Regions from separate parts of the Homo sapiens genome. Here all the other regions are linked to region 1. Evidence: chromatin loops called from intact Hi-C (ENCODE). Cell type or tissue: Caco-2. All regions are shown on one strand. Region 1 has its middle 6.9 kb from the start of VWA5A. Region 2 has its middle 9.2 kb from the start of OR8D2. Region 3 has its middle 21 kb from the start of OR8G5. Region 4 has its middle 12 kb from the start of OR10D3.

The links. A loop is a pair of places that touch in the nucleus more often than their neighbours do. Peaks named below come from ENCODE experiments on the same cell type or tissue, not always from the same donor. Only the 100,000 strongest peaks of a DNase experiment are listed, where the experiment ranks them.
Region 2: it touches region 1 in a loop (11-fold over the local background); 5 of 110 quality-filtered maps call a loop at or near these places.
Region 3: a loop joins it to region 1, with 15 times the contacts of the local background. A loop is called at or near these places in 3 of 110 quality-filtered maps.
Region 4: it touches region 1 in a loop (12-fold over the local background); 13 of 110 quality-filtered maps call a loop at or near these places.

Annotation. Positions count from the first base shown.
Region 1 is chr11:124,104,561-124,112,560 of GRCh38, forward strand. It overlaps the pseudogene OR10N1P. Among named protein-coding and RNA genes, the nearest start is that of VWA5A, 6.9 kb to the right of the region's middle. RefSeq lists a silencer at 3,562-3,856. In Caco-2, no CTCF peak of the experiment used is centred here; a DNase peak (open chromatin) is centred at 3,768.
Region 2 is chr11:124,325,416-124,333,415 of GRCh38, forward strand. No RefSeq gene overlaps it. Among named protein-coding and RNA genes, the nearest start is that of OR8D2, 9.2 kb to the left of the region's middle. In Caco-2, no CTCF peak of the experiment used is centred here; no DNase peak of the experiment used is centred here.
Region 3 is chr11:124,273,604-124,281,603 of GRCh38, forward strand. It overlaps the pseudogene SLC5A4P1. Among named protein-coding and RNA genes, the nearest start is that of OR8G5, 21 kb to the left of the region's middle. In Caco-2, a CTCF peak has its summit at 4,406 (motif pointing left); a DNase peak (open chromatin) is centred at 558.
Region 4 is chr11:124,190,965-124,198,964 of GRCh38, forward strand. No RefSeq gene overlaps it. Among named protein-coding and RNA genes, the nearest start is that of OR10D3, 12 kb to the left of the region's middle. In Caco-2, a CTCF peak has its summit at 4,325 (motif pointing left); a DNase peak (open chromatin) is centred at 4,337.

The DNA of each region.
Region 1 (8,000 bases):
TGATTTGCTGCTTAATGTGTAACCTTGGGTTCATTATTTGAAATATTTAATCCTCAAAACTCTTTTCTACATTATGTAAAATCTACTTTATAGGGGTGATGTGAAGATTTAATAAGATGATGTACGTGAAATGCTCATCACAATGCCCAGAAGACAGATCATGCTCTATGAATGTTAGTTAATATTCTTCTTCACAAGGTGGAAGAACTGAAATTCTTATAGGCAGAAAAGGGGAACAATTATATTTTAATTGGAGCAAAAAGTAAGGTAAAATTGAATGTTGATTTGGACAGAGAGGAACTATTGAAGGGTGCTTCTTGGACTGCTACAGATCCTCTTTATCCTCAACCAGGAAATATTGGCTACCTATTACAGGGACAAAAAATCTATCTCCAAGTGCTTGCTATGCCCTTTGGATTCCTTATCCAGAACTAAGAGACAAAGAATAATGTTAATTATGACATTTATTCCCAATAATAACTCATAATTTATTCACAAACAGTAAGTAAAACATTTCAGAATACTCTTTTCAGGGACCTTTTCACTTCCTTGTTCCTTAAGGAATAGATTAACGAGTTCAGCATGGGTGAGACAACATTATTTAATATTTGCACCTGGCACCAAGCAAGGGGTTGGGTGTGGACTTCAGATAGATGATGATTACAGGTCCATAGGCACAGAGGATTGCAACAAGGTGAGCACTGCAGGTGGAGAAGGCTTTCTGCCTGCCCTCTGATGAGCGGATTCTCAAGATGGCAATCCCAATGCTAGTGTAGCAGACACAGACACTGATCAAAAGTGTTAAAGCCAGAAAGCCAACATTTATGGAACCCACCCTCTGGGCCAGGGCACTGTCAGTACAAGCCAGGGGTAAAACAGCAGGAATGTCACAGAAGAAGTAGTCCACCTGATTGGGGCCACAGTAGGACAACTGAAAGGTAAAGGAGGTCAGAATGGTGGCGTGAAGACAACCCACCAACCCGGCACCACGACCAAGCCGACACAGACTCCAGGCTTCATGATGAGCATATATCTCAGTGTGTGATGTATGGCAACAAAGCGATCATAAGACATCACAGAATAGAGGCAGCCTTCAGCAGAACCCAGCAACTGATAGAAGAAGAGCTGTGAAGCACATCCCTTAAAAGAAATGACTGGGCTCTGGCCAGAGAGATACAATAGCATCTTGGGACATGTTACAGATGGGAACAATATGTCAAAAGTAGACAGGCGTCCCAAGAAGAAATACATAGGAGTGTGAAGAAACAATCGCTATAAGGATGAGTAAATTTCCAAGTAGGGTGAAGAGGTAGATGAATGAGAAGACAGCACAGAGTACAGCCTCCAGTCCCTCTGTCTGAGGTATTCCCCGTAGAATGAATTCATTCAGCAATGTGTGATTCCTCATGTTCATGGAAGGGTAGTCTGGGTTTTCACAAAATGTGTGAAAATATGAATGTGGAGGCTAATTGGGATAAACACAATACCAATACATTCATTGGCACCAATTTTTGTTTAAACATTAAGTTGATGTTGAAATTAAGAATTAGAAATTATTCCAAAGACATTTAGGAATTAGTAAAGCATGCATAGGCCTTCATATCTTCAGATATATTCCTTCATGAATATAGACACAAAACAAAATGAAACATTAATATGGTGAAATGTTGGATGGGCTAAGAAAACAGAGAACATAATTAATGTCCACAACAAATTATACAGTAATGAATGCCCTAAAAAGACCAACTGATAAGTCAGATCCTCCTGATTCCTCTTCAGAATATTTCTACAGTTACTCAAAGATGTGATCAGATGCCCTAATTATTCACCAAAAGTCAATTTGGTCATTGACATGTCTAATAAGAATGATGGATTGAGATACAATGCAATGAGCTTTAAGATTTGGGTTGTGTTAATATCATTCTAATTATAGATAAACTTTTTATTTTTGGCATGTTCTTATTTGGAAATATTCATTTGTCTGAAAAGAAACTAACAGTGACTGATTTGGTTATTATTCTGAGGTTTTAAATTGCTTAGAGATTAGCAGCTGAGATATATTATTATATCCTAGTTTTAGGTTTTAGTGAAGTCACATCATATATAAAGATGCAGATATGAAATATTTAATCTTTGCTAATGATTGGATTTTTTGAATCCTTAAAATAATGAAATTAAATATTTCAATTCAGAAGCTTTTTGTGTGTTTTTATCTTTAAAATTTTTTTTTATTATTTTGTTGTGTAAGAGCGCTTAACATGAGAAGTACTCTGTTACCAGATTTTCAGTATAGAATACAATATTATTATTAACAATATGGGGACAATACTGTACAGCAGATCTCTAGACTCATCTTGCATTACTAAAACTTTAGAGCCATTGATTAGTAACTCGGTCTCCCTGTCTTCCCTGCCCACCCATGACAACCATCATTTTGCGCACAGCTTCTATGAATTTGACTGTTTTATTTTAAGGGAAAGAGGTAACTGTATAGGCTGAGAACATGTAACTGCCGCTGGGATATGACAGTGCTTGAATACAAAGGCTCTTGTGAATCATCCAAGAAGGATGTTTTCATTTTCAGTTTTTACTTTTTTGATATATATATTTTTGATATTCCCAAATATCAAAACAAATAATTGCCCTTATCTCTACTTACAATTCCTGGTCAATTTCTCTGATCCTCTTTATAAGTAATAGTTATTGATTGATAATTTTAGCCTCTAAAAATATGGAAGTGGTAAGATAGATGAATATCATCCATATATACACAGGAAGTACTGAAGGAATTGAGTTCAGGTTCTGTTAGACTTCCAGATCCCTGAGAGTAGTACCTATAATTTGTCATTGAATCTGCAGCACGTGTCACAGTGCTTCTGAATAGCTGGAATTTAAATATTTGTTAGAGGAATGAATGAATGAAAAGTTGGAAATTAATTTATGGATATTATCTGACTGTGAGTTCTATGAAGAGACCATGTTTATTCTTGCTCATCATTGTATCACTAGGATTTAAGAAGTAGCAGCACCCAACAAGTGTGTTTATTTCGATCAAATTTTTGGATGCTCTAGAATTATTCCTTTGGTCCTTCGACTATTTTAAGTCTTTTTTCTTAACCCCTGCAAAAAAATGGTTATAGTCAGCCTACTTTTGGCTTCAGATACATGCCTAGTAAAAGGAATTTAGATATTCATTGAAATGTAGAGTATCTAATTGCTGAACTAGGAGAGATAGGATGAGGCTTGAATATCTTTGAAATTGCTGTAACTCATAAGTACCTCTTGCTGGAGGAGAGTTAAGGAAGGCAAATGGACCTTTCTGAAGAGAGGGAAAAGAACAAAATTATGATTAGTGGAAAGTTCTGTCACAGCAACAACTAAAGAATGTGAAAAGGAGTTATTGTAAACAATATCTTAAATAGGACAAAATTATTCACACAACCTTAGGTACCAGCTTTAGATCCTATGTCTTAGATCATGTGATAATCAAATCTGGAAAAGTGTTATCACAACATATTAATGAAATTGATGCAATCTATTATTGTCTTAAGGCATCAAGTCTATAGAGATTCTGTTTATTGTATTGGGTTCTTTGAATTTTGGGGTCCTTTGGGGTTTCTTGTTGGGGGAAAGCTAGTATTCTTCATTCCCCTCCACTACCCCACCTCCTTACCCCAGGATCCTTTTGTCTTCTTCCTCTGGGGGATCATCTGGATCTGAAATCAGTTTGTATGTGTGCCTTAGTTGTTGAAGAACAAGTGCATGGCCACTGGGTGGCCTCCATGATCTGGATTAGTCATCTCTTCACATAGGTATCTTGGGAGGTTTCTGAACAATTTCAGTTAGGCTCAATGAACAGAGGACAAATAGAGTTAACTGCTATGTAGTTATTTTAATGCATTCCTAGAAAAAGACGTTTAATAACTCAGCACAGAAAAGTGGAGTGTAATTTGTGACTTTTAAACTAAGAAAATCTAGGGGATAAATGGAAAAACTAGTTTGATGTTGGAAATCAAGATCAAGTCAATGGGAAAATATTGCCAAAATGTGGGATGTTCTTATAGTTGTGCTTGGTATATAGTGAGTATCCACTAATGTTTGTTTTTGATTAACTGAGATAATACTTACCTCACAGAATTGTGTAAGGATTACATATGATGATATTCCTGATATAACCTTGAAAAAGATAGAGAATTCTATTGTTCTCTGCTTGGATGAGAGGAGCCAATAAGGCAATGTTGATAAGGAAAGACAAGATTTTAAGCCAGGCAGATTTTGTTTTACATCTAGGCTCTTGCTTACTAATTCTGTGACTCTGCTATGACTTCCATTTGCTTATCTCCAAAATAAGGATAGTATTACATTCTAAGGGTTGTTTGGCAGACTGAATGGGATAATGTAATATAAGGCATCTAATAGGGTGTCTGATATATTTCAGATGCCCAGCAACTTTTACTTAGTCCTTTACTCTGACAAGGGTAAAAATATTCTTGTAATGTATTGACTTAATATCAGCATGAGTACAGCTAATGCTAAGTAACTCACAGTTTGGGGAAGTGTTTAGAAAATACCCCTGAGCACTGATGGAGGTCTCCTCTGAATTATATTGAGGTGCAAAAATAATATATGTGATAGAGGAGATTGGAAACCATGGCTTAAGTGCCTCCTGCATCCTCCACACCCCACAAGAAAGAACCCCTCCCAATCGTTCAAAAATGAATTATGCTAATACATGGTATCAGTGATAGACAAAGTGAAATGTGAGTTACTCAGCTGTTGACTCGAAAGCAGTACAATATAAACATGACTTTCTGTAAGATAAAAATTCAAAGAAAAGGAGATCTATGAGAAATAGCTCATGAAAACGATACCATTTCAGGTTGAGATTTTATTAACCATGACTTTAAGAAATTTCTGTCCTTATAACTTCAAATATTATTTTTTAAAATTTTAAATATTTAAGTTCCTCACCATTTCTAGACCCACAACCAGACAGGTTCACAGCCATCAAAGAAATGAGGAACTGAGAATGATAATTTAAATAGTAATTTAGGGTTGCAACCATAATAGAAATAAATATAGCTTTCCTAGAAGATTCTATTCAAATCCAAACATTTGTCTAGAAAAGAGACATCATAGAATATTAAAAAGAACTTAAATCAGAGGTTTAAAGATTCAAGCTCAAGTTCTGCTACTTGGTGGTGTGACTATGGGCCAGTAATTTATATTCTCTGAGCCTCGGCTTCCCATCATTACAGAAGCAGAAAGTATTCCTTGCACCAGTAGCCTAAACCTTAACTAGGCAGCTAAAAATTATCATTCAAACTAGGACACTTTAAGAGCAAAGGGGAGCACGATTAATAATTAAGGCGGGACAATACAGGTAAAATAGGACAGTTCTTTGTGTTTCACCCACCTGTATTTTGATATCTACACTATAATTGTGCTTCTTGAATATGTGGAATGTTCTTATAATTGTGCTTGGTTTATACTAAGCACCCACTCATGTTACTATTAACTGAGATATTTATCTTACAGAATCGCTGTAAAGATTAAATATGGTGATGTTCATGAAAGAGTTTGATACCTAATAAGATGTTATATAATAGTTCATTATTATTATATTTACTGTGGGGAGTCCATATAATATATATATAAATAATGAATATGTAATATTCATTATTATTATATTTACTATGGGGAGTCCCATGCTAAAGAAGATTGGAAAACTCTTTAGCATGGGACTCCCCATAGTACATATAATAATAATGAAAATGATAGTCAATGTCTTAAGCCTGAATGATATCACTAGGAGAGATTGGTGTAGTCAAGACAAAATAGTACTGGAGGCCAAACATTGAGAAATACTACATTTTAGGAAAAGGAGAAGGAAAGGGAGTCATTTAAGAAGAAATGTACATATCCTTCAGAGAATTAGGAAGAGAACCAGAAGAATGTCTGTTATATATATATTTGTCTGCTAAAGATTATTTATTTTCTCCATGTCAAGGAATATAACCAACTAAATTTTAATTCTAAGCAACTCTGTGGGGCTTGGAATGTGATGGATGCTGAATTCATTAGTAACAACAAAAGGAAAGGAATCAAGAAATACATTCCTAAATGCTGTATGAGAAGGTGAGTGGAGGAAAAGACTCTGGCTGCCATATAGAATGAGAAAGAAGCACTTCACGGTGATTTCTTCTAACAATTCTTGCTACTCAGGTCTTTGGAGTGAGGAAAACAAGTAAAAATTAAGGAAGTTGAGGAGAAGCTCTGAATACTTACATAGTCACAAGGATCACGACCAGCTCAATTAAGGAACACAAATGTTTTTAACCCTTCTTTTGTCTTCTGTTTCTTCTATAGAGTATGGGGCTCTCCATCCCAAACATCTCATTTCTCAGCGTGCCAAGGAGTTGGGTTTGAGTTCTCCAGTTGCAGACCCCAAACGGCTTTTTCTTTTTCATTCAGAACCATACAGAAGATATTATACATCTGATGGCTGCCCTATGGCCTAGGATGACTTCCTCAGAGTTAGCGAAAGTGAAAATATCCCCTACCTTTGTGGAATTTTAAATGGTCTCATAGTCCCCTGGAGCCTCATCTATGATCTATTCTGAGACAGGGAGCAGGAGCCCTCTGAGCACAGGGATCAATTAAATGGCAGATATTGGAAGAGTTTAGGAGTTAGCAAACAGGATGCAGTAATCACGATACCCTTTAAAGGAACTGGGAATCAAAGAGCTGTGGATCCCTCCTGACCACCCTATTTTTCTGGTTTGGGTAGATATCTCATCAGTCTCTTTTGTTCTGTGCAGACTTCAGGGATTTGGCCTACCAAATCTGTCATTTTTCCAGTTTCTACCCATCCCTATACCTCTTATGGCTGTGGAAGAAATTATAACATAATGAATAGAATACTCACTTTGGAGCCAGAAGGTTCTGAGTGCGAAGAACAAGTTTGTTTCTCATTAGCTATATGTCCTTGAGCAGGTACCTGGTGCTCTTTGAGCCTTCACTTTGTGTTGTGTAAAATGCAGTTATGATAGTATTTCACAGGGTGATTTTGAGTGTTTAGATAATGCTTGTAAACTTTCTGACATACTGTGTACCCATGAGATTTATATTTCTTGAAATTGGATAAACAAAGATTTCTCACCTCTTTAATTTCATTGTTAGAATCCTTCCTTTTGCTTTTCCCCCCACTTGCTCTTTTCCTCTTTTCCTTCCCAATTTTAAGATGAGGGTTTTTTAAAAACAATGGTGGTTTTGTTTTGTTTGTTTTAACGATGAGTAATTAAAACCAAAAGATGGTGAGCAGAAAAAACTACCAAACCAAAACTAAAATAATGTTGCCAGATTTAGAAAAAGTATAAGAAATCTCAGAATCCTTTTCATGAAAGTAGCCTTTCTATGTGGAAATCTAAGTGGCATATAGTTTTCCAGATTCTCAAAATTCCGCTGGCCAACCCAACAAAAGGAAAGTGGAACTAACATTTAGAGAATGCCAACTTGTGACATATGCCTTAAAACTTATTTCATTTAATGATTACAACATACATATAGACTAGGTATTATCAGTTCATTCTACAAATGATGACATGGACTCGGAGTAGTTAAATTGCTTTCTCACAATTATACAACTATTAAGAACTAGAGGTAGGACTCAAGCCCCAGACTGAATCTAAAGCTCATAGACTTAATTATGTGACAGACCGAGGTAGATCCTGATAAATTAGAACCTGGTTTCTTGTTTTCTCTACAATTTTCCGAACCTCTGGATGAGCAATATATGTTCTTTACAAGCCCTCATAGATTTTTAGACACTTGAGCTGCATCCTGCCTATCCCCTTTGGCATTTGTCTAGGCTTTGGGTTTGTCAGGAGCATATTTGCTTGTAATCGATGAAAATTGTTACTTTTAAGCAATGGTCACTCTCATCCAAGAAATTTCTGACAAACTACTAAGTGATTTGTGATCACAGACATTATTCCTGT
Region 2 (8,000 bases), 220 kb after region 1:
GTGATCAGAGACCATTGACGTCAAAACATAGCATTCAGAAATAACAAAAAAAAAAAAAAAGAAAGAAAAAAAAGCTGACATGCAACCCGCATAGGAAATAATATTCTTCTCTGTTATGAAGTTCATCAGCATTTTTGGAATAAACACAGAAGAATAAAAGTGGTCTATAAAAGCTAAACTAAAAAGAAAAAAGTACATGGGTGCATGAAAGTATGAACTGAACACAATCAGAGTTACCAAGCCCAAATTCCCCTACCCAGCAACCACACCCATTACTAGAAACAGGAAGAACAGGGGCGGTTGGAGATCTGTCTGGTCTTTTAACCCCACCAGAATTAATTCAGCCACAGTAGAAATATTTCCAGGAGCCATTCTTCTCTATGGAAAGCTGTGGACAAAGGAGAAAAGTGTTGCATTAGAGGACAACCCAGCTCTTCCCACAGTATTTTCTCCCACAATGTGGGATATTGTTTGAAACTAGCCCAACCTGGATCCTCAGAATCTGGCTTTACCAAAGTCATGATACTTGGGTGACACTGACTTAGGCTTTTTAGAGTCTTATTAAACTAGATAGAGCAAAGAGCAGTGCCACTTTAGCCTACAGCCAGTGCTGCCATATGCAAACATGATTGCTGAAAGACCAAGGGGTAAGGGAGAAGGGTGGACTAGGACAGAATCCGCATTCTCTCATCTCATCATTTCTTCATTCACTTGCGTCCTCCCGCCTCTCATCAATAAAATTAGAGGCAGAGGCCATAGGACATACTCATTGTCATCTGTCCTTACATCTAAAATTGGCCATGTGACATAGCCACATGATTAAAGGGAGAAGGGAAGCCATCGACTAGCTTCTGGAAAGGATTCACCTCGTGATAGATATAAAGAGAGGTATGTATGGAGAGCTGTATTTCTTGTTGCCTTGTTTCCATCTTTGGGTACAGTTGTGTTTAGATGTCATTCATGGAGCTATGACAGCCATTTTGTGATTGTGAAGTGATAAGCCTGAGGTCTAAAACTAGCAGACTGAAGACAGTGGCATGAAAAGCCCTGGTTGTTGATGAGAATTGCTTAGTTGCTAAATCAATCCTAGGACACGCTCCCTCCAGATTTATTGTTACATGAGGAAAAAATAGTTCCTAATTAAAATAGGTTTTTATTGGAACATTCTATAACTTGTTGCTAGAAACTTTCCAACTGATATCATCAACTGGAGGCTACGTTCTTGAGATATTTTTTAAAAAATGCATTATTTTAAGAAATGAACACCTTGGAGGAGATGATTTTCTTTTCAATAAATATTGAAGAGTAAAACTAATTCAGTATGATGAGTAGAAGAGTTGTACAGTTTCAGGTATTAACTTTAAATAAAATCTTTGGTTCTTCTTATTAGTGTTCCTTGCTTATTATACCATTGGGGTCCTTTTTTAACTTTTAGGTTCAGGGCTGCATGTGAAGTTTGGTTATATAGATCAACTCATGTCATGGGGGTTTTGTTGTACAGATTATTTCATCACCCAGCTCTTAAGCCTAGTACCCAATAGTTATTTTTTCTGCTTCTCTCCCTCCTCAAAATCATGCAATTACATGGAAATTAAACAACATGCTCCTGGATGACTTTGGGGTAAATAAAGAAATTAAGACAGAAACCACTGTGGTCTTAAAATGTAAACATTTTCCAACTTTTTCTGTATTTTTAATTGTGAGACACTGAGTTTAAAAAAATACTAAAAGTGCTTAAAAACACTTAAACCAATTAGAATAGTCCATTCATGATGTCTTATCAGCTACATGTTGAGCATCTCAAATCTGAAAATTCAAATTTTCAAATGCTTCAAAATCTAAAACTTGTTTTTCTTTCTTTAAACTTTTTTGTATTTTTCCATAAGTTATTGGGGTACAGGTGGTTTTGATCACATGAGTAAGTTCTTTAGTGGCGATTTGTGAGATTTTGATTTACCCATCACCTGAGAAGTATACACTGCATCCTATTTGTAATCTTTTATCCCTCACCCCCCTCCCATCCATCCCCCCAAGTCCCCAAAGTCCACTGTGACAGAGCAGGAGCACCATCATCTCAGTCACTTTAAGTTCCAGCTCCCTTTCTAGCCTCATGGATTTCAAGGAAATCACTTCTCTTCTAACTACAAGAAGCCAGAAAGAGCAGACAGTAAAACACAGATAAGACAGCTCGGGCACAGAGGAAGGTGGGAGGAAAGTCTTTTGGGTAACTGCCAAACTTCAATAGTCCCCAGTAAAACAATGGGCCTTAATAAACACATTCCTTTCCCTTCAGGTATGCTAAGATAGGAAAGCTAAAAGCAGACTCATGGGGTATTCCTGCAGCTGCAGAAAGATGTATGGGAACAGACACACAACTCTCCCTCCCAGATGAGCACAACAAAGAAACACAGAAGCAGTCCAAGCCTCTGATAAGCTCTCCCACCCTGAATCCTTAAAGAAACTGTCTGTAAGAGAGTGTGGCTCTGACCTAACTCAGCCAGAAGCCCCTCTCAGGTTTGTTTTCTAAAATAAACCTGTCATTGTTGACTGTTGAGCCACACTTTGTATTTCTTTCCTCTTTCTTTAATTCTTACATATTGTATCATTCTTATGCCTTTGTGTCCTCAAAGCTTAGCTCCCACATATCAGTGAGAATACACGATGTTTGGTTTTCCATTTCTGTTACTTCACTTAGAATAAGTCTCCAGTCTCATCCAGGTTGCTGCAAATGCCATTAATTCATTCCATTTTATGGCTCAGTAGTATTCCATTGTATAAATATATCACAGTTTCTTTATCCACTCATAGATTGATGGGCATTTGGGTTGGTTCCACAATTTTGCAATTGTGAATTGTGCTCCTATAAACATGCATGTGCGAGTATCTTTTTTGTATAATGATTTTTTAACTCTGGGTAGACACCCAGTAGTGGGATTGCTGGATCAAATGGTAGTTCTACTTTTAGTTCTTTAAGGAATCTCCACATTGTTTCCCATAGTGGTTGTACTAGTTTACATTTCCTCCAGCAGTGTAGAAGTGTTCCCTGTTCACCGCATGGAACTTCCTCCAAGATAGAGCATATGATAGGTCATAAAATGAGCATCAGTAAGTTTAAGAAAATTGAAATTATATCAAGCATTCTCTCAGACCACAGTGAAATAAAACTGGAAATCAACTCCAAAAGGAAGATTCAAAACCATGCAAATACATAGAAATTAAATAACATGCTCCTGAATGAGCATTGAGTCAAAAACGAAATCAACATAGAAATTTAAAAATTCTTCAAACTGAATGACAGTAATGACAAAACCTATCAAAACCTCTGGGATACAGCAAAAGCAGTGCTAAGGGGAAACTTCAAATCCCTAAATGCCTACATCAAAAAGACTCAAAGACCACAAACTAACATTCTAAGGTCACACCTCAAGGCACTAGAGAAACAAGAACAAACCAAACCCAAACCTCGCAGAAGAAAGGAAGTAACAAAGATCAGAGCAGAACTAAATGAAATTGAAACAACAACAACAAAAAGAAAGATAAATGAAACAAAACACTGGTTCTCTGAAACTTTTTGAGCACCAACACAATGCTCAGAGAAAATGTTCATTGGAGCATTTGGATTTCAAATTTTCAGACTTGGCATGCTCTACCCCTAAATATGTAATGCAAATATTCCAAAATCTGAAAAGATAAGAAATCCACAACATTTCTGGCCCCAAGCATTTTGGATAAGGGATATTTAACCTGTATAACCAGGACAGAATCGTCATTCTCTCCTCTCATCATTGCTCCATTCACTTGAGTTTTCACTTCACCAGGAAAATTGGAGGTAGAGGCTTCAGCAACCTGGGTGCTGGCTTCTAATACAGATTAGACCCAGGTGGGATGGGAACAAAGAACACTGTTTCTAATCCACAAAGGACCAGCATCTAGAAAATGTTAAGTTACTGCACATGTCATAGAATAAAAGACCTACATCTAGAACAGGGAGAGTTCTGTTTATGGAGAGAAATAGTAGTAACTGAGGTACTACTCTCCCTAAGGTGCCTAATGTCTATGAATCTTCTCTGATCCTCCACCATTTTACTTAAGTGTCAGAAATGCACAAAATGGGAAAGAAAGTGGTGTATCTAAGTCTTAGATTACCGCTTAAAATGAGGAGGACCTATGCTAAGTGAAAGAAACAAGACGCAGAGAGAAACACTGCAGGATCTCACCTATACATGGAATCTAAAATAGTCAAATTAACAGGAGCAGAAAGTAGGGTATTTATGGGTTTCCAGGGGCTGGTGGGAGGGAAAATTTTTGCTAGATCTTAAAATTCTCCACATATTTTGGAATATAATCCATGGCAAAACAGAGGGAGCACTGGATCTTCAGGAGAAAGCCCTACAAATGTAAATTGCCATAAAAATAAGAATTTTCTTCTGTACCATAATGAATACAGTGTGAAAAATTAAGCTAATGCTCCCTATGAATTAAGGCGTGTAGCCATGTGGCTGAAGTGGTCCATATTACAGCATGGACATTTTCTCATGTGGAAATTAATGTTTCAGTAGTAACACAGGTAAATAGCACCCTCTGATGGGAACTATTGACTTAGATAAGATTTGTACTAATTAAAAGAAAAAAGATGTTCTAAGGAATAATCCAAATGAAGACTCTTAAGTAGGATAAAGCATTGAATTTTGCCTCAAAACTCAATTAAGATTCTTGGAATATATGTCTAATTTTAACAACTGAAGAAAATATTACAAAATGCAATCTGGTAGAAGAAAAGTTTGATAAGTATTTTGTACTCTCCTTTCACTTCCCCTTCTGTCACTATGAAAAGCATTTGAGCTCATGCGTTTTACAAGCTAAGGCAGTTCTTTCAGAGTGTTTCAAGAAAAGAAAGCACTGAAGAACTCTTCCTCTTTCCTCCCCACCTTCACTCTTCCTGTTCTGGATGATAACAAATGATGAATATAGTCATCTGCAAGCATTTTACCACCACCTGTACCTTTATTTTTATCTGTTAACCAATGGGAATAGTAGCCCTTAAAGAACAGATACCAAATTAGCTGAGTATGGTGGTAAGTGCCTGTAATCTCAGCTACTCAGGAGGCTGAGGCAGGAGAATTGTATGAACCCAGGAGGCAGAGGTTGCAGTGAGCCGAGATCATGCCATTGCACACCAGCCTGGACGACAGGGCAAGACTCCATCTCAAAAAAAAAAAAAAAAAAAAAAGATGCCAGTATAGTAAGAAGCTCATATAAATAACAATTGAAGAAACAAAAGAATTAGCGAATAGACACAAATTCACTGTACTTACTAGATTATACATGCATGCACGCATGCACACACACACATAATTTATGGTCAGTTTATTTTTGAGAGGGATGCCTAGACAATTAAATGGAGACAGAACAGTCTTTTCAACAAATGGTGCTGGAATAACTGGATGTTCATATTCAAAATAATAAATTGGACACCTACACTATAAAAATTAAAAGTATAATCATGCCTCTAAATGTAAGAAGTAATATTATAAAGCTCTCAGAAGAAAACATCAGAAAAGACATTATCAAGAGAGTTAAGAGACAATCCACAGAAGAGAAATGTTTTCAAATCATATATCTGATAGGATCTAGTATTCTGAATACACTGAGTATTGTAACAGCATAAAAATATTAAAAGACAACCCAATTTTAAAATAAGGACAGGATTTGATAAAACATTTCTTCAAAAAGATATTTAAAAAAGCAAATAAACACAGAAAAAGATGCTCCATATCACTGGTAATGAGGGAAATGTGAATCAAAAACACAATGAAATATTACCACACACAAACACTAGGATAACTATAATTATAAAAAATAAAAGATAATACCAAGCACTGGTGAGATGAGGTTGTAAAAGTTGTCACTGGTGGGAATATCAAATAATGCAGTCACTTTGAAAACCAGTCTAGCAGTACCACAAAACATTAAAAATAGAATTACCATATAACCCAGTGTTTTCTCTCCCAAGAGAAATGAAAACCTATGTCCACATAAAAGCTTGTATATGAATGTTCATTAGCACCATTACTCATAATAGCCAAGAACTAGAAAAATCAAAATATCCATTAACTGATGAATGGGTAAACAAAATGTGGCATATTCATACAATGGAATATTATATGATAAAAGAATGAAGCACATTTATAAGTTACAACATGGATAAGCCATGAAAACGATATGCCAAGCGAGGAAAGCCAGTCACAAAGAACATATGCTATATTACTCCATGGATATAAAATGTCCATAGCTGCAAATCCACAGACAAAACATCCCTAGAAAGTAGATGGGTCATTGTCCAGGGTCGGGGTGGAAGATAGGAGGACAATGGCTAAATGGTTTGGGGTTTCCTCTGGAGGTGACATGAAGGCTCTAAAACTGATTATGGTTATGGTTGCACAGTTCTGTGAGTAAAGCCAAAACCATTGCATTGCACACTTTAAATGTGTGAATTACGTGGTGTGTTAGTTTTTATCTAAAAAAAGCTGTTTCCAGAAAAAAAGAGTAAACTTTACATAAACGAAAACATGAAATAAAACAGAAATCAGAAAATATTTTTAAGTGAATGAAGACGTAAATACAACATATGAAAATACATGAAACATAGTTAAATATAGTGCTTACATGGCAATTTATGGCATCCAAGTGCCTATATTGGAAAAGAAGAGAGATTTCAAGTTAGACATAAACTTCTATCTCATAAAATATCCAGAAAAAAATTTTTAATTCAAAATAAGCAGAAAATAAGAGTAAAGATAATGGTTGAAAAAGTAGGAAATAGAAGAATATATAAATAAGTTCATTTGAAAGCTGTGCTTTTTACATCAATAAAAGTGATATTCCTCTAACTAGACAGTTTGGGCAGAAAAGGAAAAGACAAAAATTAGCAATATCAGATACATCAGAGAATGTGGCTACAGAGCCTACACACATTAAAGGAAAATAAGGGAATATTATGAACAAATTTACAGTTATTTAATTTGCAAACCAATGAAATGGACCAATTATTGAAAGATATAAATTGCCATAATTGGGCAAATGAACTTACATAAGATGAAAAAATATATATGCCCTCATTTTGATACCCTTAAGCTAAGCACAATGTTATATAATATATGACAAATGTATATAATGGGATTATATATTGACTTTTATCCTCCTATAAACACCGGAGAAAATCCCTCAACTCATACTTAGTAAATGAGAATACTCTCTGCCCTGGTCTGCACTGGATTCTTCTGTATGTCTTATACTACTGCTGCTCCTCTTCCGTATAAGCCATTCTGTATTAACAAGCTGTTCCCGTAATTCGAGGCTTTATTCTCCGTCTCTGTTTATAGATTAGTTAATTGTTCCCTTTAAGTAGAGCTCGGGCTTTGTAAACTTATTGTATTATGAAATATAGCATACATATATATAGATGATATAGATGTAAAAGTATATAAAATATGTACTTCAACCAATTTTTATAAAATGAGCAGCTTTTAACCACCACACAGATCTATAAGTAAAAAATCACCAGCACCCCCAGGGCCCGCCATGTGCTGCGTCTTGATTGTAGCTCCATCTATTTTTACATTCCCCATCCTGATTGTGTGGCTTTGCTTTATAACTTTATAACTAACGAGAGCATCTTTGTCATCTGTATCCTGCTCAGAGAAGGACAAAGAGAAGGTGGAAATGGCACACATTTGCCTTGAAACAGTGTGCATCACGTCTGGAACTCAGTCACATGCAAGAGCACACTGCAAGAAAGACTGGGAAATGTATGTTTTGGAGGAAGATTGAACAGCAGTAATCTCTGCCACACTGGTATATAATGATAGTTATATCATTATATACCAGTGTGGCAGAGATTACTGCTATGATATAACTATCATTATATCAGTGTCTGCCAATTATCATCAATGTGAGATTAAATAAGACATTAAATGTAAAAATGTACTGCTCACCCTGGA
Region 3 (8,000 bases), 170 kb after region 1:
CTGTTTATGGGGCTCTAAGAAGGCTTTGCAGGGAAGGTTACATGAGAGTCAGATTTTTAATGATGAACAAAATTTGTCATGGAAAAAAAGAAATGAAAGAATGAAGGAATATAAAGCAAATGGGTGATATGAAGCACTTCAAAAAGAAGTGGACAATTTGACATAGTCACGAGTAAAAGGGAGAAAGAAGGGACTGACATTTTGCTAACATAATTGTTAATCATGGCATGGGTTCATGTAATGTCAAAGAGCTTGATTTGAGTTAGAAAACCGACAAGTGGCAGCAAGAATCAATTCAATAATGAATGCACAACAGGGGTGCTTAAATGCTTTTGTTTAATATTTAAATCATTTGGTTTTCTTATCAGGCTATTTGTCTTTCTAGCGACTGTCATCAGCATCATATAGGTCCCATTGGTACAAGTATCTCAAAATCAGCAACTGATTATTATGCACAATCAATTGCTAGTTATCTTGGGCCTCTAATTGCAGCTGTTTTCCTGCTTGCCATCTTCTGTGAAAGAGTCAGTGAACAGGGAGCATTCTGGTTGGACTTGTAATGGGCCTTACGGATATGATTGCAGAGTTCACCTTTGGAACAGGGAGTTGCTTATCTTCCAGTGACTGTCCCAAGATTATCTGTTAAGAGCACTGTCTGTACTTTTCCATCATTCCTTTTTTTTTTTCTCTCTTTTTGGTGGTGGGTGGGGGGCAGTCTATACTGGCAGTCTTAGGAATCTCCCTCTTAACAAAACCTATTCCTAATGTACGTATTATCCTGAGCAATCTCATGGATATCTCAAGAAAGCTTATGACTTATTCTGTGGTTTGCGGAAGACAGGGCTCAAGCTGCCCAAGGAGGAGGAAGCCCCGAGAAAGAAGCTGTCATCTGAGAGGCCCTTGTGGAGGACTGCAGTAAACATCAATGTCATCCTCCTCCTGGTGGTGGTGGTCTTTGTTTATGGCTATTTTGCCTGAACTCTGAGCCACTAAAATACTTGATAATTATTAATAAGTAAACCAAGGATAATTTTATGAATTTTCTTATAGCTTCTTGTGTTGCAGAAGGGAGATGAGCAGTTGGTAATTTTGTCTAAGGAAATGACTAAAGACTTGATATTTTGCTTTAATTGTTTCTTTGTATCATTAAGAAAAAGTTGGGCCGGGCGCGGTGGCTCATGCCTGTAATCCCATCACTCTGGGAGGCTGAGGCAAGCAGATCACCTGAGGTCAGGAGTTTGAGACCAGCCTGACCAACATGGTGAAACCCCGTCTCTACTAAAAATACAAAAATTTAGCCGGACATGGTGGCGGGTGCCTGTAATCCCAGCTAGTCGGGAGGCTGAGACAGGAGAATCGCTTGAACCCAGGAGGCAGAGGTTGCAGTGAGCCAAGATCACGCCATTGCACTCCAGCCTGGGTGCAACAGGGCGAGACTCTGTTTCAAAAAAAAAAAAGAAAAAGACAAAAAAGAAAAAGTTGACAATTTATAAAACTATTAAGTGACCCTATAATGTGTGTAAACCAGAAACATAGGGTCTAAATTATTGTTTCCAGCTTTATTTTGGTATAATTAAAAAATAAAAATTGTATGTATTTAAGATGTAAAAAAAAAAAAGGAAGGAAGGATCGGTGGAAGGAACACTAGACAAGCGACTTAAATTTCATGACCAAAGAACACTATGGAAAGTTAAGGAGTCTTAACTGTAGCATATAGGCTGTGGATGATGGGGATGAATTCAAGGTGTTAAAGCAGAGAAATGTCAGGTGAGATTAGTTTGCACTGAAAATACCTGTCAGGCCAAAGATTACATTGTACATTGCGTTAGCAAAATAGAGACAGCTCTACTCTTGTACACTACTTCATATTTCATATCCACTGGGATTTGTATTTGGGCCCGGATCAGTCATCCTCAGAGGCCTCCTCTGCTCTGCAATTTACCTCCTGGATCCTTTTCCTTCTCTTTTCTGATCTCATGCAGCAATCATGTAATGAAGCTATGGAAAAATCATAAGATTTCTGGTTTCTTTGTTATTCTTTTTTTTTTTGTAGAGGTGGCAGGGGGATGAAGTTTCACTCCGTCACCCAGGCCGAAGTGCAGTGGCATGATCTTGGCGCACTGCAAACTCTGCGTCCCAGGTTCAAGCGGTTCTCCTGCCTCAGGCTCCCAGGTAGCTGGGATTACAGGCATGTGCCACCACGCCAGGCTAATTTTGCATTTTTAGTAGAGATGGGGTTTCACCATGTTGGCCAGGCTGGTCTTGAACTCCTGACCTCAGTTGATCCTCCCACCTCGGCCTCCCAAAGTGCTAGGATTATAGGTGTGAGCCACTGTGCCCGGCCTGTTTCTTTGTTATCTTTCCAATATATCACTGTGTTTTCCCTCAGTCAGAATTATCTTCTATTTTGTTATATATTACCATGTTGGCCGATGCACCTCTAGAGTTCCTTAATTTTCTAAGGTTAAACTGTTGCACATGTCCTTGTGCATGTTAATCTATGTGAAAGTCAGAAAGAGAAAAAGGTAAAGAGGTAAGCTTCAGGAGAAACAAAGAACCTCCTTTACAAAAGGATTTCTAGTCTGAGTGAATGGTAGGCCCCAAACAACTGTAACCTGTAAGAACAGATTAAGTGATATTTTATCTTAATGAATGGGAAACTTCATGGTTAGCAGGATGTGAGTAACACTCATGCACATAAACCGCAGGACCACTGGACTCATGATAAGTAGAACACTGAGAACCTCAATGTCATCTGTTTACAGACCCAAGTGATCATTATCACTGACCTCCTTTCAACCATCAACTTTTTCCAGCTAGTGGTTTACCATCTGTATAGACATTTATTTCCTGATTTATGATAATGTTAGTAACATGTTCTCCTAGGGACCTCCAAAATCCAAATATAAATGTGTAAGCAGTCTCTTTTCCTGCCTAGACTTCATAACACAATCTTATGCAATTTGCCATTTACTTCTCTGCTCAAACATTCTCCATCTGCTAGGCTGTCTCCTCCTCCTCTTCCTCCAAACCACCTCTCAGTTGAATCTTTAATCATTCTTTCAAGTACATCATTTTTTCTGAAACTTTTTAAAAAATGATTAAAATATGAAATGAAAATGAGATATGTGGAGTGCCAGTTAAGAGGGTAAAATTGTGTCATCAGAGAATATTACAAAGCGTACTTTGTGCTCATCTCCCCTATTTTGTTTTCCTAAGTGGCACTTTTTTAAGTGAATGAAAATGACCCTAGAGTGGCAAGATGACAGACTAGATGCAGCCAAGAAGTTTGGCTCGCATAGAACATGATTTCAACTACACCAACATAACTTGAACACTTATTGGGAGAGAAAATGCTCAATGTGAATGGAGAAAAGATGCAGTCCCTAAGGCTGAAGCGAGGGGAAACTGGGAACCCTGATTGGGGTGCCTGAATGCTAGGGCTGGTTCCTGGCCATGAATGGTGCCTGGGAAAGGAGTGAGTGAAGGGACTGGGGGGCTTCTTGCTCTCGCTGTGGACCTCTGGGGTCTTATCTGCAGGGGATCCCACAGCCCTAGGGACATGTGAGCTGGCAAAGGGTCTCCCTGAAGATTACACAGAGATGGAGACAGAGCTGCAACAGGCACACAGCTGGGAACCTTTGAGTGTGGGTCAGCTCCGATAGAGCCCAGCCATAAGCACCTACCTTCTAGGGCTGCCCATCTCTCTCTCAGAGGCTCTGGCCCCAGAGAGAAAGCAAGGCCTGCTTCCCTATGGGACTGGAGCACACCTGTCCTGCAGGCCCACCTGCCCATCAACTCCTTCCAGTGCTCCTGCCTGGCTGCCCCCTAGGAGTGTGTATACAGTGCAGTCTCTGCTGCCCAGCTTGGGTGCTTTGCTCTACCTAAGTGCATTCTGGCAACCTAGCAATCCTTTGAGTCCCCCCAGCACACCGGGAATTCAACCCCAAGGGTCCAGAAGAGGGAGCCACAAGAAGGTCATGGGCCCCAGAGCCGCAGCCCATGGCTCAGGAGTACAGAGCTGGGATCTGGGCTAATGAGGGAGTAGCCCACACTCGGAAAACAGAGGAGGTAAGTCACACAGTTTGATGGGCTGGTATGAGACCTAGGTAGGCCTCCCCCAACAGGGCTGGTTCGTTAAGGGTATGGTCTATCTCTGTACCAGACCTCTCCCCAAGGGTGCCCCACAGGCTGAAAGACCTAACAACAACAACAAAATCACAGCCATAGTGCCAGTGATCGGAGGTGGCTCCCCAAAGGCCCAGGAGTGGACCTGGGCCCAGAATCGGACCAAAAGAAAGATGGGGTCACCTCTCTCTCCTTGGCACTATAGAATACAGCTGCAAATGCAAGGATACACAAAGGAACCCAGCCTCCAGTAAGAGCTGGTCTACCCTCTGTTGCTCTTATGTGCCATCTACTGGATCACAGCCCAAAGTGTAACAACAAAAAACAACTAATTCTCCGGGGGCTGTGAAACCAAGGACAAGAATTCAATTACAAAGACCCTGTCCACAGCCTTACCCTCTGAAAACTTCCAGAAATGAAGCCAACTGACTACACTCAACTTACACCACAGTTAAAGGAATATACACCTTTCCAGATGAGAAAGAAGTAGCACAAGAACTCTGGCAATTCAAAAAGCCAGAGTGTCCCCTCACCTCCAAATGAGCCCATTGGCTACCCGGCAATGGTTCTTAACCAGTCTGGATTGTCTGAAATGACAGTCATGGAATTCAGAATCTGGATGGTAAGGAAGCTTATTGAGATCCAGGAGAAAGTTGAAACTCAATCCAAGAATCCCAAACACCCAGGAAAACAATCCATTGTAAGATTGTAAGTAAAATATCCATTGTTAGAATGACGCAAACTGAACCTCCTGAGTTGGAACATTCACTACAAGAGTTTCATAATACAATCAGAAGTAATAACAACAGAATAGACCAAGCTGAGGAAAAATTCTCAGTGCCTGAAGACCAGTCCTTTGAATCAAGTCAGTCAGATAAAGAAAAAAGGAATTAAGAAAAATAAACAAAACCTATGAGAAATATGGGTAAAGAGACCAAATCTATGGCTCACCAGCATTCCTGAGAGAGAATAAGGAACTTGGAAAATGTATTTGAGGATATAGTCCATGAAATTTTCCCTAATATCACTAGAGGTTTATATGTAAATCCAAGAAATACAGAGAACCCCAGCCAGATACTATACAAGACAACCATCCCCAAGGCTCATAGTCATCAGATTCACCAAGGTCAATACAAAGGTAAAAAAAGAAAAAAGAAAAAAAAAAAATGGTTTTTTTTTTTGTTTTTTTTTTTTTTTTTGAGACAGAGTTTCACTCTTGTTGCCCAGGCTGGAGTGCAATGACATGATGTCAGCTCACTGCAAGCTCTGCCTCCTGGGTTCAAGTGATTCTCCTGCCTCAGCCCCCCAAGTACCTGGAATTACAGGCGACCGCCACCACATCTGACTAATTTTGAATTTTTAGTAGAAATGGGGTTTCACCATGTTTGTCAGGCTGGTCTTGAACTCCTGACCTCAAGTAATCCACCCACCTTGGCCTGGGATTACAGGCATGAGCCACTGCGCCCAGCCAAAGGAAAAAAATATATAAAGACATATATTTTATAAAAAAATATAAAGACAACTAGAGAAAAGGGGCAAGTCACCTACAGAGGGAGTCTCATCAGTCTAGTAGCAGACCTTACAGCACAAACCTTACCCAGAAGAGACTGGGGGCCTATTTCATCAACCTTAAAGAAAATAAATTCTCACCAAGAACTGCATATCCTGCCAAACTAAGCTTCATAGATAAAGGAGTAATAAAATCCTTCACTGACAAGCAAATGCTGAGGGAATAGGTTTCAACTAGACCAGCCTTACAAGAGGTCCTTAAGGGAAAGATACACATGGATTCAAAAGAACCACACCTTCTACCGAAAAAGTACACTTAAGCAATAGCCCACGGGCACTATAAAAACAATCAAGTCTACATAACGGCCAGCTAACAACACAGTGACAGGATCAAAAGCACACATATCAGTACTAACTACATCAATGTAAATAGGCTAAATGTTCCACTCAAAAGACACAAAATGGCAGGCTGCATAAAAAGACAAAACCCAACCATCTGTTGCCTTCAAGAAGCCCATCCCATATATAACAACACCCACAGGTTCAAAGTAAAAGGGTGGAGTGAGATCTACCATGCAAATGGAAAACAAAAAGAGCAGGAGTGGCTATTTTTATATCGGATAAAACAGACTTGAAACCAATAACAATTTAGAAGGACGATAAAGGGCATTACATAATGATAAAGGGTACAATCCAACAAGAGGCCCTAACTATCCTAAATATATATGCATCCAATATTGAAGCACCTAGACTCATAAAACAAATTCTTCCTGGCCTACAAAAAGACTTAGACAACCACACAATAATAGTGGGAAACTTTAACACCACACTGACAGCATTAGACAGATTGCTGATGCAGAAAACTAAAAAAGAAACTCTGGACTTAAACTCAACACTTGGCCCACTGGATATAATAGAAATCTACAGAACACCCCAATCTACAACCACAGAATATACATTCTTCTTATCTGCACACAGAACATATTCTAAGATTGACCACATGCTTTCTTATAAAGCAAGACTAAATAACTTTTTGTAGAAAAATTGAACTCATACCAAGCACACTCTCTGACCACAGTGCAATAAAAAATGGAAATCAATAACAAGATCTCTCAAAACTACACAACCATTGTAAAAGGGGTTGAGTTCTTGATTTGATTCTTCGCTTGGTTGCTGTTGGTGTACAGAAGAGCTACTGATTTGTGTATATTAATCTTGTATCCAGAAACTTTGCTGAATTCTTTTATCAGTTCTGGAGCTTTCTGGAGGAGTCTTTAGGATTTTTGAGGTAAACGATCATATCGTCAGCAAACAATGACAGTTTGACTTCTTTCCCAATTTGTATGCGCTTTATTTCTTTCTCTTGTCTGGTGGCTCTGGCTAGGACTTCAAGTGCTATGTTGAGGAGGAGTGGTAAGAGTACTACAAAAAAGATAAAATACTTAGGATTATACCTAACCAAGGAGGCAAAAGACCTCTACAAGGAAAACTACAAAACACTGCTGAAAGAAATCATAGATGACACAAACAAATGGAAACACAACCTGTACTCATTGATGGGTAGAATCAATATTGTGAAAATGGCCATAATGCCAAAAGTAATCTACAAATTCAACACAATCCCCATCAAAATACCACCATCATTCTTTACAGAATTAGAAAAAACAGTTCTAAATTCATATTGAACCAAAAAAGAGCCCACATAGTCAAAGCAAGACTAATCAAAAGGAACAAATCTGGAGACATCACACTACCTGATTTCAAACTATACTGTAAGGCCATAGTCACCAAAACAGCATGGTACTTATATAAAAATAGGCATATAGACCAATGGAACAGAAAAGAAAACCAAAAAGTAAGCCCAAATATTTACAGGCCAACTGATCTTCAAGAAAGCAAACAAAAACATAAAGTGGGGAAATGACATCCTTTTCAACAAATGGTGCTGGGAAAATTGGCTAGCCAGAGAGAATGAAATTGGACCCTCATCTCTCACCTTACACAAAAATCAACTCAAGATCAATTAAGGACTTAAATATAAGATCTGAAACTGTAAAAATTCTAGAAGATAGCATTGGAAAAACCCTTCTAGACATGGGCTTAGGCAAGGATTTCATGACCAAGAACCCAAAAGCAAATGCAATAAAAACAAAGATAAAAAGCTGGGGCTTAATTAAACTAAAGATCTTTTGCACTGCAAAAGGAAGAGTCAGCAGAGTAAACACAAAACCCACAGAGTGGGAGGAAATCTTTGCAAACTATACACCTGACAAAGAACTAATATCCAGAATCTACAATGAGTTCATACAAATCAGCAAGAAAAAAACAAACACTCCCATCAAAAAGTGGGACATGAATAGACA
Region 4 (8,000 bases), 86 kb after region 1:
AGCATGGAGAAGTGACCAATTATTTCTGCCTAGGCTGTTTGGGAAGGCTTTGCAGGAAAGGTGGGATGTGAGCCAGGCTATGAGGGATGCATGGAGGGGAGTGTGAATAAACATCAGACAGAGGGTTAGAAAGTGCGGAATCAGAAAGCAGGGGACATCTTGTGGAAGCATGGGTATGTACCAAGCACACTATTTCCAGGGAGAACGATATTGTTATAATAAAAGATGATTGGAGGCGGAAGTGAAAGACAGGAGAAAGCAGGAAGAGAGAAGGAGATGGTAGAATGGAGCCTAATCATGAACGAGTTTCTTATCATGAAGTGCCCTTTGTAGAAAAGGCCATATATTCAGATTTGCCAGGATAGTTTATACATGATTTTTAATAGTGTTAACACTCTAAAAAGTGTTCTGATGTGTAAAATAAATTATGTGGACACTTTACTTCTCTATGAATCAAAGGAGAACTTGGCAATGAAGATTCAATAAAAGTGTGGAGGCTGGTTATGACTTAGCTCAGCCAAGAGCATTTGCAAGTCCAGCCAGTGCCAAGAATAGAGTGGGCAGAGCACTCCACCAACAGAATGGAGAGGAATCTGCTCTCTTCTACCCCTGTGGGAAGTACCTAACACTTAACACCCACTGACCTCTGCACCATCAGATGTAGGTTGTACCAACTCAGCCATTTACCACCAAGGACTCTTTCTCCTGCATTATTGGAGCGCATGCAGCAACCTCATGGCAGGACTAAGACTGGATCAGAACTCTAGTTTCTCTGCCCTACATTATGTGAATTATACCACTTAAACTTTTTGCAAATGTGAGTGAATCATGTTATATTTTGTTACATACTACTTGTTATATGTTTAAGATCATACATAACATGGGCTCTTAATTTTCCAAACTTAAATGAATCATGCTAAGCCCCTGTGCATGCTAACCTACTTATGTATTAGTGATAGTAGACACTGAAGCATAAGCCACAGGAAAATCGAGCATCTCTTTTAAAACACATTCCCAACTCATGATAATCCCCACAGAGGATCAGATAAAGAGATGCTCAGTTTTATCAAGTGGAAAGTCTCATAGTCAGCAAGATATGGTTGACACTTATGCTCATAAGACACATGACCAGGAGGGTACTGAAAATCTCAAAGTCATCTGCTCACAGATCCAATGATCATTATCACAGAGCTTCTTTAAACTACCAAACCTCTCCCATCAGTGGTCTGAATCCTCAGATCTACTGGTTTATTTCCCAGTCCACTCTGTCAAAATTGTTCTTTCTAGCATCCTCCAAATAAATAAACACGAAGGCTCTTTCCTCCTAGATTCCATGACACCACCCAGTGATGGCTGCTCTCCACCTCTTTCATCAGATCTGTTCTGTAGCTTTGCTTACTTCTGTGGGAAGTTTGCTGCATACTTCAGGACTTGATCCTTCCCCCAAAACTTCATCTAATGAAATTATTCACTTCATGATTCTTAGTTGTGACCCATACACTGTTCATTTCTCCTTGAGCTCATGGGCAGGGTCTCCGGATAAATCTTAGATATTATGAAGAAAAATACCTGGATCTAAGTCTGCTTTGTTATGGGGAAAATTATGAGAGTAATTCTACTTATCTCATGGAACCGTTGTGAAAATTACATAAGAAAGTATATCATCAATCAACAAGTGAATAAAGAAAAGGTTATATATATATATATACACACACATATACACACACACACACACACACCGTGAAATGGTGTATATACAGTATACACTATTGTATATATACAATGGAATATACTACTATATTATATATTATATATATTTTATATATTATAATTATTATATATAATATATATAATATATATAACATATATATATCATGAAATACTACTCAGCCCCATAAAAATAAATGAAATAATGGCATTCGCAGTAACCTGGATGGAATTGGAGACTATTATTCTAAGTGAAGTGACTCAAGAATGGAAAATCAAACATCACATGTTCTCATTCATATGTGGGAGCTAAGCTATCAGGATGCAAAGGCATAAGAACAATGAATTGGACTTTGGGGACTCAGGGTAGGGGGTGGTGAGGGATAAAAGACTACACACTGGATACAGTGTACACTGCTCGGGTGATGGGTGCACCCGTCATCACCCATCAGCACTCTCAGAAATCACCACTAAAGAACTTACTCATGTAACCAAACACCACCTGTTCTCCAAAAACCTATTGAAATAAAAAAGCTAAAAATTTTAAAAAGAAAGCAAATAAATGCAAGATTGTGAGATGTCTTATCATTTTAAAAAATAATGAAGTAAAAGGCAATACAACTATTCAAACAATTATGTAAATAAATTCTGTTTTGCATTTTAAAGAGAGAGAGAGAAAGAGGGAAATAGAGTTTCTCAAAGGAGGAAGTCTTTATACGTAACAGATTCACTGAGGTTAAGCTCTCTTTTGAGTATAGCTCAAGAGTGGAAGGGCCTGACTAGTTAGGTTTTGTTTTGGTCCCGCCACCTTAAATAATTAATCCCGGGTGAGAGTAGTCAACCCTGTTCCTCAATAGGGCATTTCAATACCTTTTTCTTTTAAATTTTAAACCACAGTCATCTAGTTACAAATATTTCTGAAAAAAACTAACCTAATTGCTTATATTTCTCAATCATGATTTCATTTCTGTAATTTCACTTTGTTTTTTTAACTGCTGCCAGTTTTGCCATATAAAACATTGACAAAATCATTTTGCTCTCTTGCTAAAAATTTCTTTGGTATGTTTCCATTTCCTATTGATGTCAAGGCTGACTATATTGAGTTTAACATTTGAAGCTTTTTAACATCTGGTTCTGATCTCTGTCACCAATTTTATTCCTATTTCTCTTTTATTTTTGACTTCTCCACAAGCCAACTCAAACTCCTTTGTAATTTTCCAAACCAACGCTGACAACATGGTCTGGATTCTCCAGTTCAGTCCTAAATTAAGCTATTCTGTTGCCGTGTTAGGCCATGTTTCTCACATTGTGCTCTATCGTGGATCCTGAATTTTGGTGTATTTCTCACATATTCCCTGCTTTTGATGACTCTGAGTCCTAGTCTTCATGTGGCCTCTGTTTGGGATGTCAGTTTCGTTGTTCTCCATAGGACCAAATTATGCTCATTTTTCAGGACACCATCCAAACATTGTTTTCTTGCCAAAGCTTTCCTTAATGCTCCAAGCTAAAAGAAATGTTTCTCCTTTGAAATCTCATTTTCTTTGGAAGTACATATACTCTTGACAAATACCACCCATCTGAGAAAAAACAGTATGAGTGAAGTGAAATAGGATGACCATAGTTTTTAACTAAACAGAATACAAAGATCTAGAAATTTATATGAAATAGTAAGACCAGAGTCAACCTTACAGTAGTAGATCTGATGTTCAGTTTCAGCAAGTTTGTAATGAGAGTTTGAAGTACACTCACAAACTCTGATAAGTAGTTACATTTATGATGACATGAAAACTCAAGACATTTATTGCTAACTGATCCATAGTGGTTGTGACAATTGGGGAACAAAGGTCACCCCTAAGACAATATATACTCAATATGTCTCAACTGTATGCTTCATTTTAGAGAACAGCAATCTTTGATAATTTTTCATATAGTTCTAGTTATAGCTGTGCATTTAGATAAAGGGAAGTAGTAAACATACAGGGTATGTTAGATTTTAGAATTGTATATTGTAAATTCGTAATGAATCTGAGAATATGAATTTGCCACTCCTGGTCATAAGAATGTTTTCTTGTTTTGATTCTTAGCAACCTAGGAGCTGAAAAACTTGGAATTTCCCTTTGACGGATATGCCAGTAATAGGATTTAATCCCCTCCCTCTTTAGAGTCTCATGTTCCTGTAATATGAGAAAAGGGGTGACTGCATTGGGCTCCGTGCCTCTGGGCAAGCTCTCTATCACAACATGGGAATGTTAAGCGCATAACCTACCAAACTGAAAGCAAGTCACTGGGCACAGTCTCCATTGCAAGTCCCGGAGGGTGGAAGGGAGGTCTGATCAAGAATGAGAAACTTGCTTTTGTCCTCTCCTTGCCTTTTTGGCTGTGATCCAAAAGAAGGACATGCAGGCTCTCCTAGAATCTTCAAATCATCCCTAGTTCTTCTGATCTTTTCCCCGGTCTCTGTCCCTGCACTAATATGACAGCCATGGTCCCTATCTCCTATTTAGTCTATATTAGCTCTACAGATAGGATTCTGGCAGCATGTTAGTTATGTGATGCAGTCTAAGAAGTCAGTAGCTGGACAACAAATTGTGCCAGCCTGGAGGCCACATGATAATCCGTATTCTGCAAACTGTGCTCTATCGCCCCCTGATGGACATAGGATCATCTCCAACCTTAGCACAGAACGACCAGTTCTCCTTGGCTTTAGGGGTAATCATGATGTGTGCTTTTGGAAGGGCAGGGACAGAAGAGGAAATTTGTTTTACAAGTTCATTGGTAATTTGGAAGAAATGACAACCTCTGCATAGATATTTACACGCAGAGTAGATCTGATCATGTTAATTCCCATGCATTAAAATATTTTATGTCTCCTTACTAACTTTAGAGTAAAATCTACTCTAATATGATATACAATGATTTTTATAATCTGTCTGTATCTCAGTGCCCAGTCTCATGGCCTTGTCCATTTTTCCCATCAGGCCTTACACTCTAAACTCACCAAATTATTTGTCATTTTTCCAAAACTAACTATATCAAACTTTGGTATATTTGGATAGGCTGTTTCCACTCTCTGGGATGCAATTCATTGTTTTCAAAATCTGTCAAAATTCTCCTGCAAAAAGTCTGACTTGATACTGGTGAGAAGACATAGGCTATGCTTCCTCTGTATTCTAATTTTAGATGATAAATACCGTAATATTTCACCTTACATTACATTGCACTTTCCAGGCTGTGTTTCTAATTTCTACGTATGTTATACTTCACATATGCTGAAGGGACTCAATTAAAAGAAGATAAACTATACATACATTATCAAATAATGGAGAAGATATAATTTATATTTCAAAATATAAAATATATTCCAAAATATAAAATTTTTCGAACAATAGTATACAAAATTACATGTAGGTTTAAAATTGAATCGAACATGTAGAAACATATCAACATGATCATTTCAAACATGTAATGAAATAAGTTACAATTAATGCAAAGAAAATTGAACTAATAAATATAGATCCTTAATGTGACTATTAATTTTGAAAAATATAGTATACAATGTGACATGATGATACCATTTTATATCTACTGAATAAGCAAACTAATATTAAATAGTAAATAATCAAACTATATATTAACAAAGCTACAGAAGCCCCACAACATTTTTACACTACTGGTAGCATTTATTGATTTATGTGTTCATTCCAGGAGTATTTATTATCTATTCTATGTTTTGTATAGTGACAGGAGTTGAATTTACAAGTCCAACAAGGCATTTACCCTACCCCTGAAGGTGATGATTGCAACAATATATGAACACGCAGGATTTTATGACAGCACTTAAGAGGAATACCTGTCTCAAAATGGGGAGAGATATGAGAAAAAAACATGCAATAAGGGAATAAATATTAAATTTTATAACAGATAATAAAAGTCAGCTCTGCAAAAAAAAAAAAGTCATGGAGGAAGAAAAAGAGCAGGATTTGTGAAAGTACAAAGGAATAAAGCAGCATGGTTCATTCAGAAGTTTAAAACACATTGGTAACATCCTTCAGAAAAGGAACTTTTAAATACAAATAAGATAAATTGATATGTTTATATACTTTGGCCCTAGGAGTCTAATATTGAGAAATTATTCTAAAGGAAAAATATATGTAATGCCAATTCATTTCAAATGGCAAGAACAATGGCATTTAAATATTCAGATATGGATAACATTAGGCAAAATATAATGTGTTGACTTAATAAAACATATGGTCATTATTATTGGCTATCAAAATTATTTTAGCAGCATGGAAAAAGGATTATAGAATAATTTAAGTTAAAAGAACAAAATAGTACATTTCTCTTACTAGGTCTTAAAGATAGTCTCTTGTATTCTTTTCTAGAAGCTTTATAGCTTAATTTTCTCTGTATCTATGACCCATCTCAAATTAATTTTTGTTTGTGGTCTGGAGTAAAGATTGATGTTCATTTTGTCCCCATGTGAATATTCAGTTGTTTCAGCATAATTTGTTTAAGAGACATCTTTTCCTACTGAGCTGCTATGAGGTTTCAGTCGAAGAATGATGGGTGGGGCTACTTTGGACTTTCTCTTCTATTTCTTTGATCTGTCTATTCTTATGTCAATTTCACATTGCATTGATTATGGCAACTTTACAGATAATCTTTTTTTCCTTTGTCGGTTTAAAAACATTTTATTTTATAGGCATACAATTTTAATTGCCTATATTTCAGGTGTATAACATCATGTTTTGTTATCCTTGTACGTAAACACAGTGAAATGATGACTACAGTGAAGCAAATCAACATTTCTTCACATTTACTTTTGTTTGTGTAAAAGGACCTGAAATCTACCATCTTGGCAAATTTACAGGATAAAATATGTGATATGCACATTAGTCTTATTTATCCTACATAACTGCAACTTTGTACCCTTTGACCTACATCTCCTCATCTTCCCCCAACCTGGTCCTGCCCCTAGTAACAACCTTTCTACTCTGTTTCTGTGTATTCAGTTTTTTAGATTCTACATATGTGAGATCATGAAATGTTTTTATTTCTGTACCTGTTTTATTTCTGTTTTTTCACCAGCTTTATTGCGGTATGATTGACAAATAAAAATTGCATATATTTAGGTTATACAATGTGATGTTTTTATATACACATACATTGTGAAATGATTACCAAACTCAAGATAATTAACATATTCATCACCTCACATAGTTAGATTTTTTTGTATATAGTGAGAACACTTGAAATCTGCTTTCTTGGCAAATTTAAGATATAAAATGCGTTATTATTAGCTATAGTCATGATGCTGTACTTTAGATCTCTATTACTTGTTTGTCTTATAACTGAAGGTTTGTACCCTTTGGCCAATATCTTCCCCTTTCCCTGACCCATGTCCCTGGCAACCACCATTCTACTCTGTTACCATGAGTTCAACTTTTATTTTTTTAGATTCCACATATCAGGGAGATTATGCAGTATTTGTCTTTCTGTTTGGCTGATTTCACTTAGCATAGTGTACTCCAGGTTCACCCATGTTGCTGTAAATGGAGGGAACTCCATCTGTCAATGAACACTTAGGTTGTTTCTGTATCTTGGCTACTGTGAATAATTCTGCAATGAACCTGGGAATGCAGATACTTCTACGAGCTATAGTAATCTGCCCTGATCCTCGGGGAATACATTCCAAGACCCTCAGTGGGTACCTAAAACAGATACAGACAGGAGGCAGGGAATACTGGGTTGAAAGGGTGGAGTCTCTGGCGAGGGTTCCACCCTTAAGCCTGGACTCATGGCCCTAAATGAGAACTTCACATCCCAATTTTCCCGCCGGAATGTTGCTTTTTCCAAAACCACCCTGTCCTGCTCTGCCCCACACCCTGTACCCATAAAAATCCCAAGCTCCTCTAGCAGAGAAGCACAGCATAGTGGCAGAGAAGGAGAGAAGAGAAGAAGCAGCTGGACTTTGGAGAAAAGCAGCTTGACTTTGGAGGGAAGGCTTGATGGTGGGACTTCAGAGAAGAGATTGACTGTCCCCAGGCGGGACTCCAGGGGAAGATTATCTTCCCACTCCATCCCCCTTCCAGCTCCCCTTCCCTCTGAGAGCCACCTTCACTACTCTATAAAATTTTCCACATACACCACCCTTCAATTCATTCATGTGACCTGATTCTTCCTGGATGCTGGACAAGAACTCAGGTACCAAGAGGGCAGGGTGTAAAAGGCTGTCACCCTGACCCTCCACTGAGCTGGTTAGCACTTAGCCATCTGTGAATGACAAATAC